Regions from separate parts of the Homo sapiens genome. Here all the other regions are linked to region 1. Evidence: chromatin contacts called from ENCODE Hi-C or POLR2A ChIA-PET data. All regions are on one chromosome and are shown on one strand. Each heading gives the region's core, a stretch centred on a gene start or an enhancer-like site at or near the end of the contact. The rest is flanking DNA. Distances are from core to core; before and after follow the strand shown. Region 1 holds the start of WDR43 (WD repeat domain 43). Region 2 holds the start of GTF3C2 (general transcription factor IIIC subunit 2). Region 3 holds the start of SUPT7L (SPT7 like, STAGA complex subunit gamma). Region 4 holds the start of RBKS (ribokinase).

Region 1 (4,322 bases), core at 1,350-3,849:
GACTTTTTAATTTTATACCATAATATATGTGCAAGTTTGTTTTAATACAAGAAAACTGTCTCTCCTTAGTTTATAAGTCAAACTGATGCTCCAAGAGGACACACCCTCAAAGTAGGGAATGTCTCTACATTCCTTCCAGCTCTCTCAGTTCTGTGACTCAAGATTGAGAGTAACAAAATCGGGGCACTTGACCAGGAGTTCGGGGCACCATGACTCTAGAGGCCACACTCCTTTATTGGTTATTAAGGCTTGAGTCAAGTCATTTACCTTTCTTAGCTCTGATTTTCAATCAGTTTTTTTAAAATGCAATTAATTTCAGGGGATTCCATAGTCATGTGGTTAAAAGGAGACAGTGCAGATAAAACGATGCTGAAACCTAGAAAAAAATTTTGTTTAATGTAGCTCAACTCTCGTTTGTCAATGAGGTCCTCAAAATTAAAACAACTTGCTCAATATGACAAAGTAAGTTTTGAGTCTGGGCTATGAAACCAAATCCAGTTATTTTTCTAGTTTACCATAGTGTTGCACATAATCCAAAACTATGACTTTTAATATGAGATTAGGAAATTTCTCTTGGGCATACAATGCAACTGAAACTCAACAGAAAAGCAAAGTGGGTGACATTTTTTCCAACCTAATATTAACTATCTGTTGCAGATAACCAAGAACCGAGCTCTTAAGGACCTGAGTTCTAATCCTGGTTCCATTTTTTACTTTATTCAAGTTGCTTAGTTTCCCAGAGTTTCTGTTTCTTTCCCCGAAACAAGGCAGAAAGTTCCTTATCAACACTTCAGGACTAACCACACAAATATCAGATATTAATAATACTTAACACTTAAAGCACTTACCTGTCAAGAACTATTCTAAGTGTTCTCTGCATTATTAAATATATTAACCTTCACAACCACTCTATGAAGAAGATATTATTATCCTCATTTCATAAATGAGGAACCAGAGGGGCAATTACCACTATGAAGCAGAGGCTAGAATCAAATATAGACAATATAGCCAGCTTGGGTCCACGCACCTACCTAACCACTGCTCCGTATTTCTCTCAGCATTAGTATTACTATCACTTTACAGGACTGTTAAAATACAACCACAGAAAACTTTGAAAATAAAAGATAAGCAGAGCGCTGTAATTTTAACAATAAAAACTGATTTTTTTTTTAGTTTTATGTTTGACTTATAAGCCCTGATAGGTTTATTTTATGAATCAACAGGATAAACTATGAAAATGTAGCTTAAAATTTGAAAAATATCTAAACATGCCCAAAGTATAGCAACTTATATGTATCCCTTTTCCCAACCCAAAAATTTAGCAGGCTTCCCAGGTCGTCAGAGAGAGTAAGATCCTAAATAGCTTTTACAGTTCTCCACATTGAAACAGCTCACATCACACACCTCAGGATACCTGATGTTTCCAAATCACTTTGCAGTGATTCGGTTTGGCTACTCTGTAAACGCAATAACCACGTGCATGCTGAGTTAGAGAGATGTAGCTGAGTGACTCAACAGTGAAAGGCATTTACCTGACACGGGTCCCTAACAATGAAAAGCTCTGCCTAACTCGGCAGTTTTCCATCTAAGGGTAATTTCATCTGCACTCATAAAACATTCACTAAATCAAGCTACTACTTCACTTAACCTCCACATCCTAATACAGACTTCAGATTGGGGTGGGTGGGGAGCAGTGTGATCGGCTTGAAAGCGGGGCGGGAGGGGCGAGCAGATGTTAAAATCAAAAAGCAGTGAGTTCAAAAAGCTGAGAATGTAGAGGTGCCTGGGAAAGGCAAAAGTTAAGAGTTGAGAGTCCCACAACCTGGACGGGGACGAGAACACGTGGTGAGCCGGCACCCAAAGGGGGGGCAGGAGGGGGAAGGTCCGGAAGCAAGTACAGACTAGTCCATACCAACTGCCCAGTGCAAAACTGATGAGCCGGATCACAGACAGAGGAAAGTTAGATAGTCCCAAGATGGGGCTCTGTCAAAAACCAGAACTCTGATGAGCCAAGGCCCGGCAGAAGGAAGCCGCCCCAGGGGGACCAGGGGACTTGGCGAACATGGCTGCCCGTCAACAGTGGGGCCCAGGCCTCATTGGGCCAGCCGGCAGGGCTCGGATACGAGGCCGGCCGGGTCGAGCTGCGCCCTCCCTCACTGCCCTCGCGGCAGGCCGCACGCGGGGCTGGCGGCTTGGGCCCTGAACGCGCCGACGCCGCCTCCAAGCCTTCTGGCCCGGGCCGCTGAGAGCCACGCGCGATGCCGGACCACGCGCCACCCGGCCCGGAGGCCCGAAGCCGAGCCCGGGAAGGCGCCCGCCCCGCGCAGTCCCGCTCGCTTTACCTTGGCCTGCAGCCGCGCTGGCGCCCAGGCCAGACAGGTGCAGGTACCACTGAGGTGCGCGGAAGGCACGTACTCCTGGTGCAGCCGGTTGTTGGCCGTCTCCCATACTCGTAAGTGACCGTCGGTAGAGGCCAAAGCGAAGTAGGCCTGGCTGTGCGGGGAGAAGGCGCAAGGGACCCCAGCAGGGGCCAGGGGGTCGCAGCTACCGCCGCCGCCCGCCGCCATTGCTGCTCTGGCCCCGCTGCAGCCACGTGTTCGTCCGTGCGCAGGCGCACCGGCGCGGGGCGGAGCCTGGAGGAGGAAGTGAGGCGGAGGGAGCGCCGGGGGCTCAGGGAGTGGATCTTCGCGTCGCAGGAGAGCTTCTGGCGGATCCGCCCTGTGGACGGTGGCCCGCTAGGGCCTGTCGCTATCTTGTTCTGGGCGGGAGTGGGAGTATGGGAGAAAGTAATTGTAGAATTAAGATCAAGTCCTGTTCCTTTAAAAAAAAAAAAAAAGGGGGGGGGCCGGGCGCGGTGGCTCACGCCTGTAATCACAGCACTTTGGGAGGCCGAAGTGGGCGGATCCCCTGAGGTCGGAGTTCGAGACCAGCCTGACCAACATGTAGAAACCCCCGTCTCTACTAAAAATAAAAAAATTAGCCGTGGGCTGGGCGCGGTGGCTCACGCCTGTAATCCTAGCACTTTGGGAGGCCGAGGCGGGTGGATCATAAGGTCAGGAGTTCAAGACCAGCCTGGCCAAGATGATGAAACCTCGTCTCTACTAAAAATACAAAAAAATTAGCCGGGCTTGGTGGTTGGCACCTGTATGTAATCCCAGCCACTCGGGAGGCTGAGGCAGAGAATTGGTTGAACCCGGGAGGCGGAGATTGCAGTGAGCCGAGATCGCGCCCCTGCACTCCAGCCTGGGCGACAGAGCGAGACTCGTCTCAAAAAAAAAAAAAAAAAAAAAAAAAAAAAAAAAATAGCCAGGCGTGTGGCGCACGCCTGTAATCCCAGCTACTCGAGAGGCTGAGGCAGGAGAATCGCTTGAACTCGGGAGATGGAGGTTGCTGTGAGCCGAGATCGCGCCATTATACTCCGGGCAACAAGAGTGAAACTCCGTCTTAAAAAAATAAATAATAAATAAATAACAATTTTTTAAAACTTTAAAGAAAATGATAAGGTAGAACGAAAGGTTTGAAGGAAATCTTCAGCCGAGCGCGGTGGCTTACACCTATAATCCCACTTTGGGAGGCCGAGGCGGGCAGATCGCCCGAGGTCAGAGTTCGAGACCAAGCTAGGCAAAATGGCGAAACCTTGTCTCTACTAAAAATACTAAAATTAGCCGGGTGTGGTGGTGTGTGCCTGTAGTCCCAGCTACTCGGGAGACTGAGGCAGGAGACTCCTTGAACCCGGGAGGTGGAGGTTGCAGTGAGCCGAAATCGCCACGCCACTGCACTCCAGTCTAGGTGACAGAGCGAGACTGTCTCAAAAAAAAAGAGAGAGAAAAGAAGTCTTCACTTTCAAATTGATAATGATTGTAACAACTGCTTCCGTTTCCCCCTATTCAATTCCAGGCTGTAATCATTTACAAAATAACAATGTATTCAGTTATAATAATGTAAAAGTAATGATCGGAACAACTATTCCCTCCTGTTTCTCCAGATTTATCTCATGTTGCTACATCAAATAGACATTTTTAGGCACACGCCCATAGTCTGGAGGCTGAGGGAGGAGGATGGCTTGAGCCCACGAGGTCGAGGCTACAGTGAGCTATGACTGCTCCACTGCACTCTACCCTGGGTGACATAGTGAGATCCTGTATCCAAAAAATAAAGGGTAGATTTTTATATTTCTCCTAAATATTCACCAAATCAATGCATTCTAATTCAAGGAATGCTAGGTACTGTTCAGCCCACACAGAGCCTATTGCCTGCCAGGAAAGATAAAAACCACTCTCATGGCCATGGGAAGGCTCAAGCTTTTACAGCTACGGAGCAGC
Region 2 (4,322 bases), core at 1,104-3,603, 1.5 Mb after region 1:
AGGTGTAGGTTGTAGCGAGCCGAGATCACGCCACTGCACTCCAGCCTGGGCACCATTGAGCACTGAGTGAACGAGACTCCGTCTGCAATCCCGGCACCTCGGGAGGCCGAGGCTGGCGGATCACTCGCGGTTAGGGGCTGGAGACCGGCCCGGCCAACACAGCGAAACCCCGTCTCCACCAAAACCAGTCAGGCGTGGCAGCGCGTGCCTGCAATCGCAGGCACTCGGCAGGCTGAGGCAGGAGAATCAGGCAGGGAGGTTGCAGTGAGCCGAGATGGCAGCAGTACAGTCCAGCTTCGGCTCCACATGAGAGGGAGACCATGGAAAGAGAGGGAGACCGTGGGTAGAGGTAGAGGTAGAGAGGTAGAGAGGTAGAGAGGTGGAGGTAGAGGTAGAGCAGTTTAATGGTCACTACTTTCAATGGTGTAGGATGAGTAGCTGATATTTTGGCTTTTACTTTTTTTAAAAGATCATTATCAATACATGGATTTCTATATTTTGAACATACTACTTAATCATCAAAATTAAGCAGAGGATCAACAGGGTTGCTTTATGCTTTAGAAAGATAACCGGGCCAGGCATGGCAACTCACACCTGTAATCCCAGCACTTTGGGAGGCATAGGCAGGAGGATCGCTTGCGCTCAGTAGTGTGAGACCTGCCTGGGCAATATAGCAAGACCTCATCTCTATTAAACAACAACAACAAAAAAACCTGGAAGTGGTGGTATACACCTGCCACACACCCCAACTATTCAGGAGGCTGAGGTGGCAGGTTGAGGCTGCAGTGAGCCGTGATTGCACCACTGTCCTCCAGCCTGGGTGACAGAGCAAGACCCTGTCTCAAAACAAACAAACAAACAAACAAACACCTAGTAGAAATTAGAGGCAGAGAAGTAGATCAGTGAAAAGATTGGTTATAAATCAAAATTACAAATGCACCTAAAACTTTGGTTCACAATTCCACTTCTAGAAATTATCCTACCCATATAGTTACACATTTGAAGTAATTTAGATGCAAGGTTACTTATAGCAGTGTGATTTATAATAGCAAGGGACCATTGTTTATAACAGCAAAACCATGTAAATATGCATCAATATCAACAAGGCACTAGTTATACCACATCCACCCAATTAAATGCTAACTAGTTATAGCACAGAATGAGAAAGGTTTTTGTGTACAGAAATGGAATAATGGCCAAACTCAGTGACTTACACCTGTGATCGCAGCACTATGGGAGGCTGAGGCAAGAGGATCACTTCAGGTCAGGTGTTCAAGACCAGCCTGGTCAACATAACGAGACCCCATCTCTAGAAAAAATTAAAAAATTAGGCCGGGCGCGGTGGCTCATGCCTGTAATCCCAGCACTTTGGGAGGCTGAGGCAGGCGTATCACAAGGTCAGGAGTTCGAGACCAGCCTGGCCAACATAGTGAAACCCCTTCTCTACTAAAAAGACAAAAATTATCCGGGCTTGGTGGCGGGCGCCTGTAATCTCAGCTACTCGGGAGGCTGAGGCAGGACAATTGCTTGAACCCGGGAGGCGGAGTTTGCAGTGAGCCGAGATCGCGCCACTGCACTCCAGCCTGGGGACAGAGCAAGACTCCATCTCAGGAAAAAATAAAAATAAAAATAAAAACGGGGTCTCACTATGTTGCCCAGGCTGGTATCGAATTCCTGGGCTCAAGTGATCCTCCCCCGCCTTGGCCTCCCAAAGTGCTGGGATTACAGACAGGAGCTACCATACCCAGCCAAAGTCATGCTTTTCTACTCCTACTCCTTCCCTTCCTTGTCCTCTTTCCAAGCTCTCTCGGGCCCATCCCTGACTTCACTACTGGCAGAATCCTCCAGCGGCCGGCGGCGAGGACTTCTTTGTCTCCCAGACTCCGCCTTGGGCTCGGACGCCGCCAGGGTTGCAGGTACAGACTCTCTGGTCTAGCTGGCTCTTCCGGCCACAGGCGCGGCAGTCCGGCCGGAAAGGCCGGATTCAGGGATCCAGAGCGCGAGCCCGGCCTGGGAGTCCGCCTACTCCCGGCTCCCGTCGAGGCCGCGTGGGATCCCGTTGGCCGCGCAGGCGTCGATCTCCCCTTTTTGACACTGCAACTCCCATGAGGCCCTGCAGCGTCCCTGGCGCCGCTGAAGACGCCCTGGAACTCGGCTGGCTTCGGAGGGCTCGGTGACTCTGGCCGCGCTGCATTATGGAATACAGAGTCTAAGAGAAAACTAGCCCGGCACCGACTCCGGACCAAGCACACGTGTTTACCTTGTGCACTGGGGTGGGGGCGTCAGTGAAGAGCAGCTAACAAGATTTCGTCATAAGACCGCGACCAGACAGGCGGCGCCATCTTCGAACTTAGACTTCCGGAAGGACTTTGGCGAGGGTGAGTGTATCGCCGCAGCGGGTGTGTGGGGGGCCCCACAATTACTCCTCCCCCTTCTTTTGCCATAGCACTAAGATATTGGGAACAAACTCCTGGCTCCGCTCTTCTCCCAGCCACAGCAGCGCGCCTTTCAGCGTCTGCGCTCCTACAGAGCACCATCATGCTCCGCACCTTCCCTACTGTGGCCACCGTGCACCCCCCATCTCTGCAAGCCTCGGGTCTTGCCCTCCTCCCCCACGCGGTGTCGGTAACGCGGAAGCCTGTGTCCGGGCGTAGGCGCTGCATACGTAGCGTCCCTCGAACTCGGCGAACCTACAGTAGTCCTTGTTAGAAAAACCAGGGCTCCTCTCCCGCACAGGCTAGGGGAGAAATCTACCTTCACGCCCAGGACTGAAGAAGGGCAGGTGATGGCCCCTAGAGTGGTTGTGGGTCAATCTCTTTCAGCTGTGTCCCAGCCTCTTCCTCGAGGAGGCTCTTTAACCCCGAGGGTTGTGCCCCGCGCGCTGCAACGCCATTGGCGTAACCAAGGGCCAGTTGTGTTTCCCTGTCTAGTCCTTTTGTCCCGTGGCAAGTTGGCTGCCTGTTGGGGAAGTCAGAGGTGGCGACTTCAACTCCGTCGGAGGCAACTCACTTTGTTGGAGGGATGTATAGGGTATGGACAAACCTCTTTGTTCCAGAGGCATATACAATTTTAAGTCAATCCCGTGCCATCACTATTTTTGCAATCTCTTATCAATTGTACTATTGTTTTCTGAATAGTTCTCTTTAAATTGACTTACTTAAAAAGTTTAAATGCATTAGTCTCGACCTAAGCAATATAAATGAAACCGTGGGTTTCATGGGCTACTTATAATTGTTTATGTAAGTTGAAATAAAAGCACTAGTCATTAAAATGTTCGTTTTCGTACCATTAAAATCATCTTGCATACCGCCAGTTGTACCCTAGGAACACTTTAGGAAACAATATATTAAGCTAAGCAGTGTATTCAAAGTAATTTCATACTTAAGGTGCAGTGTTGTGTCATTATTTTTTCTTGGCTGGGGAGGTCAAGCTGGCATCCTGGAGCAGCATGGGAACCAGACAGATTGGGGTGCAATGGAAGGTTTTAGAAACTCAGTACGAATTTACTGATCATCTATTCCTTTACTGTGTATCCAGAATTTGTACCATTACATCCTGCTGCTGCCTTCCATGAGAAGTGTATTTTTTTTTTTTTTGATACGGAGTTTTGTTCTTGTTGCCCAGGCTGGAGTGCAGTGGCGTGATCTCGGCTCACTGCAACCTCCGCCTCCCGGGTTCAAGCGATTCTCCTGCCTCAGCCTCCTGAGTAGCTGGAATTACAGGCGCGTGCCACCATGCCCGGCTACTTTTGTATTTTTAGTAGAGACGGGGTTTTACCATGTTGGTCAGGCTGGTCTCGAACTTGTGACCTCGTTATCCGCCCACCTCGGCCTCCTAAAGTGCTGGGATTACAGGCGTGAGCCACCGTGCCCGGCCAGGCAAATTATATGTACAGGCAATTCATAAAAGTCATATGGATGTCCAATATATAGAAAGAAGTTGCTGACACCAATTATTATCAGTGCAAATAAATAGAGTGGGGAAGAATTCTTTCACCTATCAGATTGGCGAAAATTAAAAAGATCAGTAACGGTATGATAAAATGGGTACTAATATACATAAATAGTTTTAATTTTGGTGAGCCGTTTGGTAGTATCAAATTTTGAAATGTGCATGTTCTTCAGTGTAGTACAGTAATTCCATGTTCAGATGATTATTCGAGAAAAATAATTTATTGATGAATTAATGAAGAGATTTGTACTAGAATATTTATTGCAGTATTTTTTGAAATAGTATTTTAACTCATTTGTTCATTAAATGAAGATTGTCTAAATAACTAATTCTATGGAATGCCATGCAGCAATTAGGAAGAATGAGATAAA
Region 3 (4,322 bases), core at 1,353-3,852, 1.2 Mb after region 1:
TCATCTTAAATTTTCTATTAGCCACATTAAAAAATTAAAAGGAAACAGGTAAAATTATTGTCATTTCAACATGTCATCAATATAAAAATATCATGAAAGAGATATTTTACATTCTTTTTTTCAGACTAAGTCTTTGAAATTCAGTGTGTATTTTGCATTTACAGCACACATCAATTGCAACTAGCCACACTGCAAGTGCTCAGTAACCACATGTGGCTAGTGGCTACCATATCAGACAACACAGGTCTAAGTCCCCAGTGACTGTTCTCTCTTCTCCAAACTTTCACTCTAGCATACTTATGGTTTCTAGCTTTTGTTTGGCACTTAGCACAAGTAATTTCATAATTTTTCCTATCTTCCCAACTATATATTAATGCCATCTTCTACCTTTTTATACTCCCATCTCCTGAATATCCATTTTCTAAAATATCTGGTGTTAAAGAAAGTTTATTATTTTGGCTAAGGGACCAGCTTTATCTGATTAGATATTCCACATTTCAGGATATCTTCACAAAGTACAAAAAATTCAAGAGAATATCCTATATTGAATAACATCCCATTTATTTGATTGAATAGAGTTCCATCCCCTCCAATGATAATCACATAGCACAAGGTCAGTACTTAATAAATATAAAATTTTAGAATTGTAAAAATAATAATTTTATGCTTAGGACAAGTTTTGAACAAGAGAGTGCATTAAAAATAAATTTTTAAAAAATCCAAAGTGCCTATAAGTCAATTTCTTTACAACAGTAAAGTCAGTGAATCTCTCTGGGTTTTGGTTACCTCATGTGCAAATTGTGTTTGCCCTATCTATCTCAAGGAGCCATGAAAAGCTGTATGATTTAAAAAAACATTTAAGGGTACCACTTGTAATGAACTTAAAATATTAACCTCCGGCAGCAATTTTAATTTCTTACCCATTCCCCAGGTGCAACCCATCTCATCATCTTGGCTACCAGCATTTATCTTCCTTTCAGAGGTATCCATTTCCTCTTCTTCATCTGAGTCTTCTCCTAGCATCTTCTTCTCCAACAATATTTGCTGCTGCTTGCGCAATTCCTTCAACTGTGTTACTGTTAACTCGGATTCTGCCTCTCGGTCTTCCTCTGGTCCCTGATGAACCAAGGAAAAAAAGGTTATTTATTTATTTAGAGACAGGGTCTTGCTCTGTCGCCTAGGCTGGACTGGAGTGCAGTGGCTGTAATACACCTCACTGCAGCCTTGACCTCCTGGGCTCAGGTGATCCTCCCACCTCAGCCTCCTGAGCAGCTGGGACCATGATGCCTGGCTAATTTTTTTTTTTTTTTTTAAGAGACAGGGTCTTGCCATGTTGCCCAGCCTCCTCTCAAACTCCTGGGCTAAAGCGATCCTCCCGCCTGGGCCTCCCAAAGTGTTGGGATTACAGGCGCGAGCCACCGCGCCTGGCCAAACAAGTTATTTTAGAGTTCGGGATTGTGAACATGACTTTCAGAAATATAGCAATGTGTACAGCCGTCTGAAGATGATAGGCCAGACTTGATTCCTTCACTTTCGTAATCGCTGAGTGGGAGATTCTTCTTCCTCATCCAAAGCTTAAGAAGCACAAGAACGCAGTCCAATGAACCCGAAATTTCAATTCTAGGTTTTTCTACCTACCTGCAGGATAAAGAGCCGGGTGCTGCCTCCAAAGCGAACAACATGCCCAACGTGGACTCGACAGTAGGTGCGAGGTGGGATGCGAGTTTTGTTGAGAAAAGTGCCATGGGTGCTTCCCAGATCGTAGAGGTAGAAGCCCGGCCCGTTGCTGTCGCATTCTCCGTCAGGGCCGGACGCCCTGTGCTGCAGCACTGCGTGGTACCGAGACACCGAAGGGTGCTCCAGGCACACGTCGCAGCCAGACAGCCTCCCGAAAAGGCAGTAACTCGTCCCTTTCAAGCTACGGGTGCCAAGGATAGTGCCGCCCTTCAGGGTCTCTAAGCTGTAGGGGGCTGTGGCAGGGCCACCCCATGGAGGCTCTTGGTAGGGGGGAGCCCGGGCTGGACCGCCAGGGGAAGAAACCGCTGTCGGGGGGCGCGACTGCTCCTCCTGTAGACTCCTAAAATCACCGCAGTCCGGCTGAGGAGGAGGGATGTCGGGCTCCCCAGAATTGGAGTCCTGCAACGCAGTGGGCCCTTCCTTCTGTACCTCCTCAGGGTTTGAAGAACTGCTGGCCGGGGCCTTACTCCGCGCCGCTGGGGACACCGGCAGAGCTGGCTTCTTGAAGTCCCCACTGAGGTCTTGCGACGCCAGGGTCTCTGACTGAGAGAGAATGTCAGCCATCCTCAACCGGTGCAACTTCGAAATCCGCTCCTTCGAAACCCACCCTTCGGTCTTTACGTTCCTGTCCACGTCCCACTCTCCCAAGCTCCCAGTGGCGTCTGTAGGCGGCGATGGTGAAGTTGCTCCTTCACGACCTGGAGCGTTGCGAAGTGGTGCTAACATGAGAAGGTCATAATATGAGAAAAACAAAACGGTTATCGGGATGCTGTGCAGAACGGGGACATATTTAGAGGTTACAACGGGATCGTAATGACTTCCTGTTGCATAGCTTGATTGAGAAGAAGCGCTTCCGGCGGTCTTAGATCACTAATCAACAAACCAGCTTTCGGGGTCTGACGCGATCCTTGCCTCAGGCCTCTCGAGGTCCAGACAGCCGCCCAGCCCGCTCTGCGACGCAGCAGTGAATAGTGTGGTACCTCCTTGTCTCGGTTCAGGTCCAGACCTCCCCGTCTTCCGGCTGCCCTGAACGTCAGGCGACCTCAGGACCCTGTGATTGGCGCCTGCGCCGGCGGACCGTGACCGAGGAAACCCCTGGAGGGACTTGGGCATTCCTTGGGCTCCGTGCCTGTTCTTCGTGCTCCTTTCGGTAAAGTAAGGGAAGAGGGCGACTTTTTTGTTATTTCGTTCATTCATTTATTTTTTTTCTGAAATTATTAAGGCAGAATAGTTAAGTGGTTAAGAGAGCAGACTCTGGAGACTGTCGATTTTTGACCTCGCCATTTGTGACATTGGGCAAGACACTAGGCCTCAGCCCTCACTCTGAAAAATGGGGATAAGATTATTAGCCTCATAGGGTTGTTGGAAGAATTGAATCAAACAATAAAGGCCAGCCAGACCGGTGGCTCATGCCTGTAATCCCAACATTTTGGGAGGCTGAGGCGGGAGGATTGCTTGAGCCCAGGAGTTCCAGAGGAGGCTGGGCAACATGGCGAGACCCTGTCTCGCCAAAAAAAAAAAAAAAAAAGAAAAAATCCAGGTTTGATGGTGCGCGCCTGTAGTCCCAGCTACTCCAGAGGCTGAGGTGGGAGGATTGCTTGGTCCCAGGAGGTTGAGGCTGCAGTGAACCATGACTGCACCACTGCACTCCAGCCTGGGCTACAGAGTGAAACCCTGTCTCAAAAAAGAAACAAACAAAAAAGGTGAAGTCTGGCATATAGTAAACATTCAACAAATGCCAGATATTTCTGTGTGCCTGGCCCTGTAACAAGACCACAGCCATAAGAAATAGACGGGCAGAAAAAATCTATTGCGATAAGTACTAATTAAAATCCAAGGATAACTGCTGTGACATAGACTTGCAAAGCACTGTGAGAATAGAGAAAGGGAGATGCACTGGTGAAGTGACGGACGGTGGGGACTTATGCTGTACTTAAAAATGAATATGAGTCTGCCAGGGATGTGCAAGGTTGGCAGAGCATTTCTGGCAGAGTTCACAGCTGAAAGTGTCAATTGTGGAAATGTACAGCATTCTCAAGAAACTGAGTAGTATAATGTTGTTAGAACAAAGGTAGTCATTTCACCCAGGAAGCTCCTCCTTTGTGCTTCCAGTACCCCAGGTCCATATACCTCTAGAACAGTACTTACCATGTTTCATATTGAAATATTCTGCTTCTGTTTCTCTTCCTCACTTCAGGGCAAGGATCTCACATTATCAGTCTTTGACCGACACAGAATGCCTGGCATTTGATAAATGTTTGTTGAACTTGAAGAGACATATGGACAATGAATCTGCAAAGGTGAGTTGAAACCAGATTGTGAATTTTGTTGAATGGTAAGCCAAGGAATTCTGACTTTTTCCAATAGGCAATGGGAAGCCATTTGATTTAAGTTTTAAAAAGAGTAAGTCTAGCAGCAGTGTAGAGAATAGATGACATACAAAGAGAGATTGGAGGAAGGGATACCAGTTAGAAGGCAGCAGAAATCTCTCACGTTCTATATGTCAAAAGTTGAAAGCATAATGCCATTTAGATTAATGGTTCATAAATTTTTCCACCAGGATCATGCCTAAGACACACAGAGTA
Region 4 (4,322 bases), core at 1,298-3,797, 1.0 Mb after region 1:
ATGACAACCAGAAGTATCTTCGAGATTAACACCTTTATATTCATACTTCAGTTCTAAAATCATCCTTTTTGTAAATATAAAACAAGCTCTTCTTCTGACCGCTTAACAGATGACCGCCCCCCGACTAGTCTCTCATTTCAAAGTAAGACTAAACATCTAACACTGTACTACCAATCATAAAAATCATGTACTTTTTTAAACATTTTATCACTTACAAGGAGCGTCCATATATATTACTGCAGTTGATCTTCACAAGCCTGAGGTAGTAAGGAATTTTAATTCCCAGTTTGCAGATAATATGGGTAATTATTATAATTTGATTCTGAACAGTATACTAATCCACATCATAATTTTGAAGCCTATTTTTTTCTATTCGCCAACATTTCCACCTTCATGTCTATGTCACAATTCTTGAAGGGATGCTTATCAAAGTCATATGCTAAGTACAAATATACCTATCTTATAAAAAAGCAAAAGGGTCTCACCTATATTACCGAATTGTTCTTCTGTGTTTTTCCCCACAGTACCCATTATTACTTTATCTCTTGCTTCTACAAAAGAAGGAAACAGAACCAACACATTCTAGACACCTATCTACCCATTATCAGGCATTATATTACTCATCTCTATCTGTAATTTCATTTACATTTCCCCAACTCTGTTCCCTGAGAACAATAATTGTTCCCATTTGACAAGTGGAAGCTAAAGAAACTTGACAAATAGAAAATTAAAGCTCAGCAAAATAAAATAACTTGTTGAATGTTGGAAGCTGGAGGATCAGAATCCAAATCCGGATTCTCCAAGTCCACTATACCCATCTTTCTCTCAAATAAACATTGATAACTTCTATCACCAAAGAGAAAAGCATCAAGGTGATTTTGTAAAGCGTATATCTTATAAAATGTGAACAGACAAAAAGTAAAAATTTAAACAAATGATTGCTTTACCACTAAAAACAAACTGGACTATTGCTGACCTACTGCTGAACCTGGTCTGAGTGATTCACTAGTCAAATGTTAAAGGGAACAGCCTTGCTCTAGAAGCCAAACCATACTAAGTGACAACAATACATTCTAATTCAGCAACGGTCGTGACTTTAGGATGACACCTGAGGGAATGAATTCTATTTCCAGGGCAGCCATAATACTATGTTTTAACAGTGCAAGGTTTCACGCAGTATTAAAATCTATTTCAACCATGAGGAGGTGTGACTTCTCTAAAAAAAAAGGGCGGGGGGTGGGGAGTGGAACACAATGACTCCAAAATCAGAAGTCACTTAGCCAAAAACACTGGTCCTTTGGTGCAGTGAACCGGGTACATGGACAGGGAGTCACCACCGGTAGTAACTCTTACGCATGGCAGCACTATAATACACCCCAGATATACAAATATTTACGGTGGTCAGAGTCCCCTGAATACTACTACTGCAATTTGTATTTCCTGATTTTGACGTATTGCAAAAGGAAAATGCAAAATTACAATTTTTGCAAGGGTCTGCTACCCCAAAATAAAGTTACAAAAGGTCCTTTGATGAGAGGCCTGGGGATTACAAAGACGTCTAAAGCACCATCCAGGTTCTTGCAATTAAAATGAGATGACAAACACGGAAACATGTGCCCTGCTGACGTCATGGAACGGAAAGGGGTGGCATCCTGCTGCGTCACGTCGACGTCATACAGCGCACGAGGGAAGTTACACTGGGGAAGCAATTTCCCCCAAGGGGCAACATTCGAGAAAAACAAGTTAGCTCAGACCCGAAGAATGACCACCCCACTCTAGGGGACGTCTTAAAAAGGGACACTCTCCCCTCTTCCAAACTGTATGATTCCCCTCATCAGGCAACAAGGAACTAATACTCGGGGTTTACAGGAACCAGGGGATGGGCCAGATATGGAGAAAGAGACGCCTCTGGCCTTGGGGGCTCGTTCTTGAGGGAATCAGCGTGATGGGGATGAGAAGGGCATCTTTGGAACGGGGGCCTTCTCCATAGGAAGAGGAGGCGAGTCCCCTGGCCATATTTAAACCACAGTTCTCCACGCCACCTGTGCGACTCGGGATCCAACCTCCCCGCACCAGCCCCAGTCCAGGTACCTGGAACTTAGTCCGATCGGTAACCGGCGACTACGTGGGGTACAGGTACCCGAGCGCGCCCCCGACAGACGCACCGACCTGCGCGCGCGCCGCGGGCAGGATGCGTGCGCACTCCCCGGACGTCCCGCCCCGCCCCCTCTGCGGCCCCGAAGCTGGGCGGCGTGCGCGCCCCCGCGCCGCGCCGAGCCGGGCGCTCGGAAAGGCGTCCCCGCGGTGCCTGACAGTTCCTTCCTCAGCGCCTGCCCCGTGAGTGACGAGGAGCGCGGAGTCTCGCCATATCAGGAGGGCCCTGTTACGTGAGGCTGTGCACCGAGACTATTCCAGGAAGAAGAGGGGACACTTGGTGGGCGGGGTGATTTCGGGCAGTCAGGTGGGCGACCCGCGTAGGCGTCTGAAAGGCCCGCGTCGTTAGGGAGGGCAGGAGTGGCGTCTCTGGTTACGGGGTCGGGCAAAGGGCAGAGGTCACCGTCCAGGTTGGACAGCAGCACCTTTGAGCGATGGCGGCGTCTGGGGAACCCCAGAGGCAGTGGCAAGAGGAGGTGGCGGCGGTGGTAGTGGTGGGCTCCTGCATGACCGACCTGGTCAGGTTAGTCCGGGGCCAGTTACTCAGTCTGCGGCTCGGGGGAGGAGGCGTGCCGTGCGCTATGCGCCCAGTGGAGCTTTTGGGCGCTGGGTCTCCAGGGATAGACAGTGCTAGCTTTGGGTATGAGCTGCAGGTTTTCGAAGCCTTCAGCCTACCTTCCTGGCATGAAAGAACTTGAGTATATAAAGGTAAATCTCAGGGGAGGGGACGTAATAGGCCAGGGTTTAGTGAAAGCTCTAATATTACTCAAAGCGCTCCCCAAAGACCTGCCCTCCAAAGACTTGCGCCCCCAAAGACCTTTCTTGGCCCGGCTGCTGAGCCTTTCCCCAAACGAGCCAGGGAACTTTGCCCACGTCATTTTACCTCCGAGAATGTGCCTACCTCACAGGGTTGTTGTGAGGACTAAATGAAGTAAAGTGTTTTGTCAAGCGTAACATTATCCAAATTGGGTATTATTCGTCTGAGCTTATTGTATAAAATAATGAGTTGAGCAGAAATCAAAAAGACTGTCACCTTTCACCATGTTGATTGTCGGCATTACTGCAGTATTTTATATTTACAGCGTATTTTTCAGCAAGCCAAGTATGAATCAAAATAAAAACATAAACACAGTATTTACAACCTCTGAAAACGATGATCAAATTATGATAGAAAATATGCCAAATGAAAATTGTTGAGTTAGGTCAGTAAGATTGAGTAGACAGATCCTTCTGATTTTTCTTTTTTTTAAATTAAGGTAGCTTTTCTGATTACAAAAGTAATGTATGTTCACTGTAAAATTAGTAATAAATTCAGATATTCCAAGAAAATCCTACCACTCCAATTACTGCAGTTCAGTCTTTTGATGAATATCTTTTCAGTTGTAATGCTACTTTGTGTTATAAAAATGATCAGGTATGCTACAGTAACACCTCATTCGTCCTGAAATGTTGCTTTTCCAAAGGGTAATAGAGAACGTGGAACTAAACAAAAAGGCTTTGGGACAATCAAAATAAGTCACCAAATTGCTGCACCAAACCACCTGTATTCTACTCAGAAAATAGGTCTAGGGTCTTCATGTAACCAATTTAACCTTACCTTAAAATATTTATAAGCTGTGTTACCAAATTTCCACTGAGATTAGAAAGGTGGGAGTTAGAGAAGAGACTGCTAGAGGCAGTTATAGTGACTGACGAAAACTTGAGGATGAGTAGGAGACTGTGTAACGAGAAGAAGCAACAAAAGAATTTTAAATACCAATGACCTTTATTTTTCCACAAATATTAGAACTATTCTGTCAGACACTGTGCCAAGATAAAAATACTTTCCTTTGGTGACAGAGCATAAAATTGAATCTAGTTGGAGACATTTGTTGAAGAGGCCTGTACATCTTTTTCTAGAGCAAGAGTAAGTAAACTTTTCTGTAAAGGGCCAGATAGTAAATATTTTAGGCTTTGCAAGCCGTATGTGGTCAAGGTCACATTTTTTTTTAACAACATTTTTTAAATGTAAAAACCATTCTTACCTCCCAAGCCTTACAAGAACATCCTGCAGGCCATAGTTTGCAGACATCTGTGTAGAAAGAACATTACTGTGTTTACAACACAATATAGCAATTGATTTTACTGGTGATGACTCTTTTCAAGAAAAGGTTATATGGTACTTACTA

Evidence for each region. Hi-C counts contacts between places; a loop is a spot of excess contacts on that map. ChIA-PET counts read pairs that join two places held with the same protein, here RNA polymerase II (POLR2A). Pooled maps may share reads with other maps.
Region 2: a loop to region 1 is called in a pooled map, with 12 times the contacts of the local background. The contact joins the promoter of GTF3C2 here to the promoter of WDR43 in region 1. A Hi-C loop is called at or near these places in 6 of 50 pooled maps.
Region 3: a loop to region 1 is called in a pooled map, with 7 times the contacts of the local background. The contact joins the promoter of SUPT7L here to the promoter of WDR43 in region 1. A Hi-C loop is called at or near these places in 5 of 50 pooled maps.
Region 4: a loop to region 1 is called in a map of B cell, with 36 times the contacts of the local background. The contact joins the promoter of RBKS here to the promoter of WDR43 in region 1. A Hi-C loop is called at or near these places in 3 of 168 maps with a recorded cell type or tissue (B cell, CD8-positive, alpha-beta T cell and naive thymus-derived CD4-positive, alpha-beta T cell), 5 of 37 single-sample maps with no recorded cell type and 9 of 50 pooled maps. POLR2A ChIA-PET finds 5 or more read pairs at or near these places in 1 of 52 experiments (activated B cell).

The regions. Positions count from the first base shown.
Region 1 is chr2:28,892,944-28,897,265 of GRCh38, reverse strand. It overlaps WDR43 (WD repeat domain 43), which reads right to left and starts at 2,599. Exons shown (of 18, transcript NM_015131.3): 1 at 2,343-2,599. The coding sequence starts at 2,567. RefSeq lists enhancers at 1,210-1,831, 1,906-2,005, 1,832-2,455 and silencers at 2,106-2,225, 2,246-2,295, 2,336-2,395, 2,536-2,615.
Region 2 is chr2:27,354,795-27,359,116 of GRCh38, reverse strand. GTF3C2 (general transcription factor IIIC subunit 2) reads left to right here and starts at 2,353. Exons shown (of 19, transcript NM_001035521.3): 1 at 2,353-2,378. GTF3C2-AS2 (GTF3C2 antisense RNA 2) reads right to left here and starts at 2,352. Exons shown (of 4, transcript NR_183827.1): 1 at 2,261-2,352; 2 at 1,215-1,309; 3 at 1-232. RefSeq lists enhancers at 2,023-2,152, 1,732-2,345, 2,163-2,502, 2,553-2,832, 2,346-2,959.
Region 3 is chr2:27,661,894-27,666,215 of GRCh38, reverse strand. It overlaps SUPT7L (SPT7 like, STAGA complex subunit gamma), which reads left to right and starts at 2,602. Exons shown (of 6, transcript NM_014860.3): 1 at 2,602-2,887; 2 at 3,935-4,037. The coding sequence starts at 4,024. It overlaps SLC4A1AP (solute carrier family 4 member 1 adaptor protein), which reads right to left and starts at 2,327. Exons shown (of 14, transcript NM_018158.3): 1 at 1,639-2,327; 2 at 921-1,116. The coding sequence starts at 2,301.
Region 4 is chr2:27,888,612-27,892,933 of GRCh38, reverse strand. It overlaps RBKS (ribokinase), which reads left to right and starts at 2,547. Exons shown (of 8, transcript NM_022128.3): 1 at 2,547-2,677. The coding sequence starts at 2,589. It overlaps BABAM2 (BRISC and BRCA1 A complex member 2), which reads right to left and starts at 2,205. Exons shown (of 12, transcript NM_199191.3): 1 at 2,092-2,205. BABAM2-AS1 (BABAM2 antisense RNA 1) reads left to right here and starts at 1,820. Exons shown (of 1, transcript NR_028308.1): 1 at 1,820-3,478. RefSeq lists a silencer at 2,080-2,359.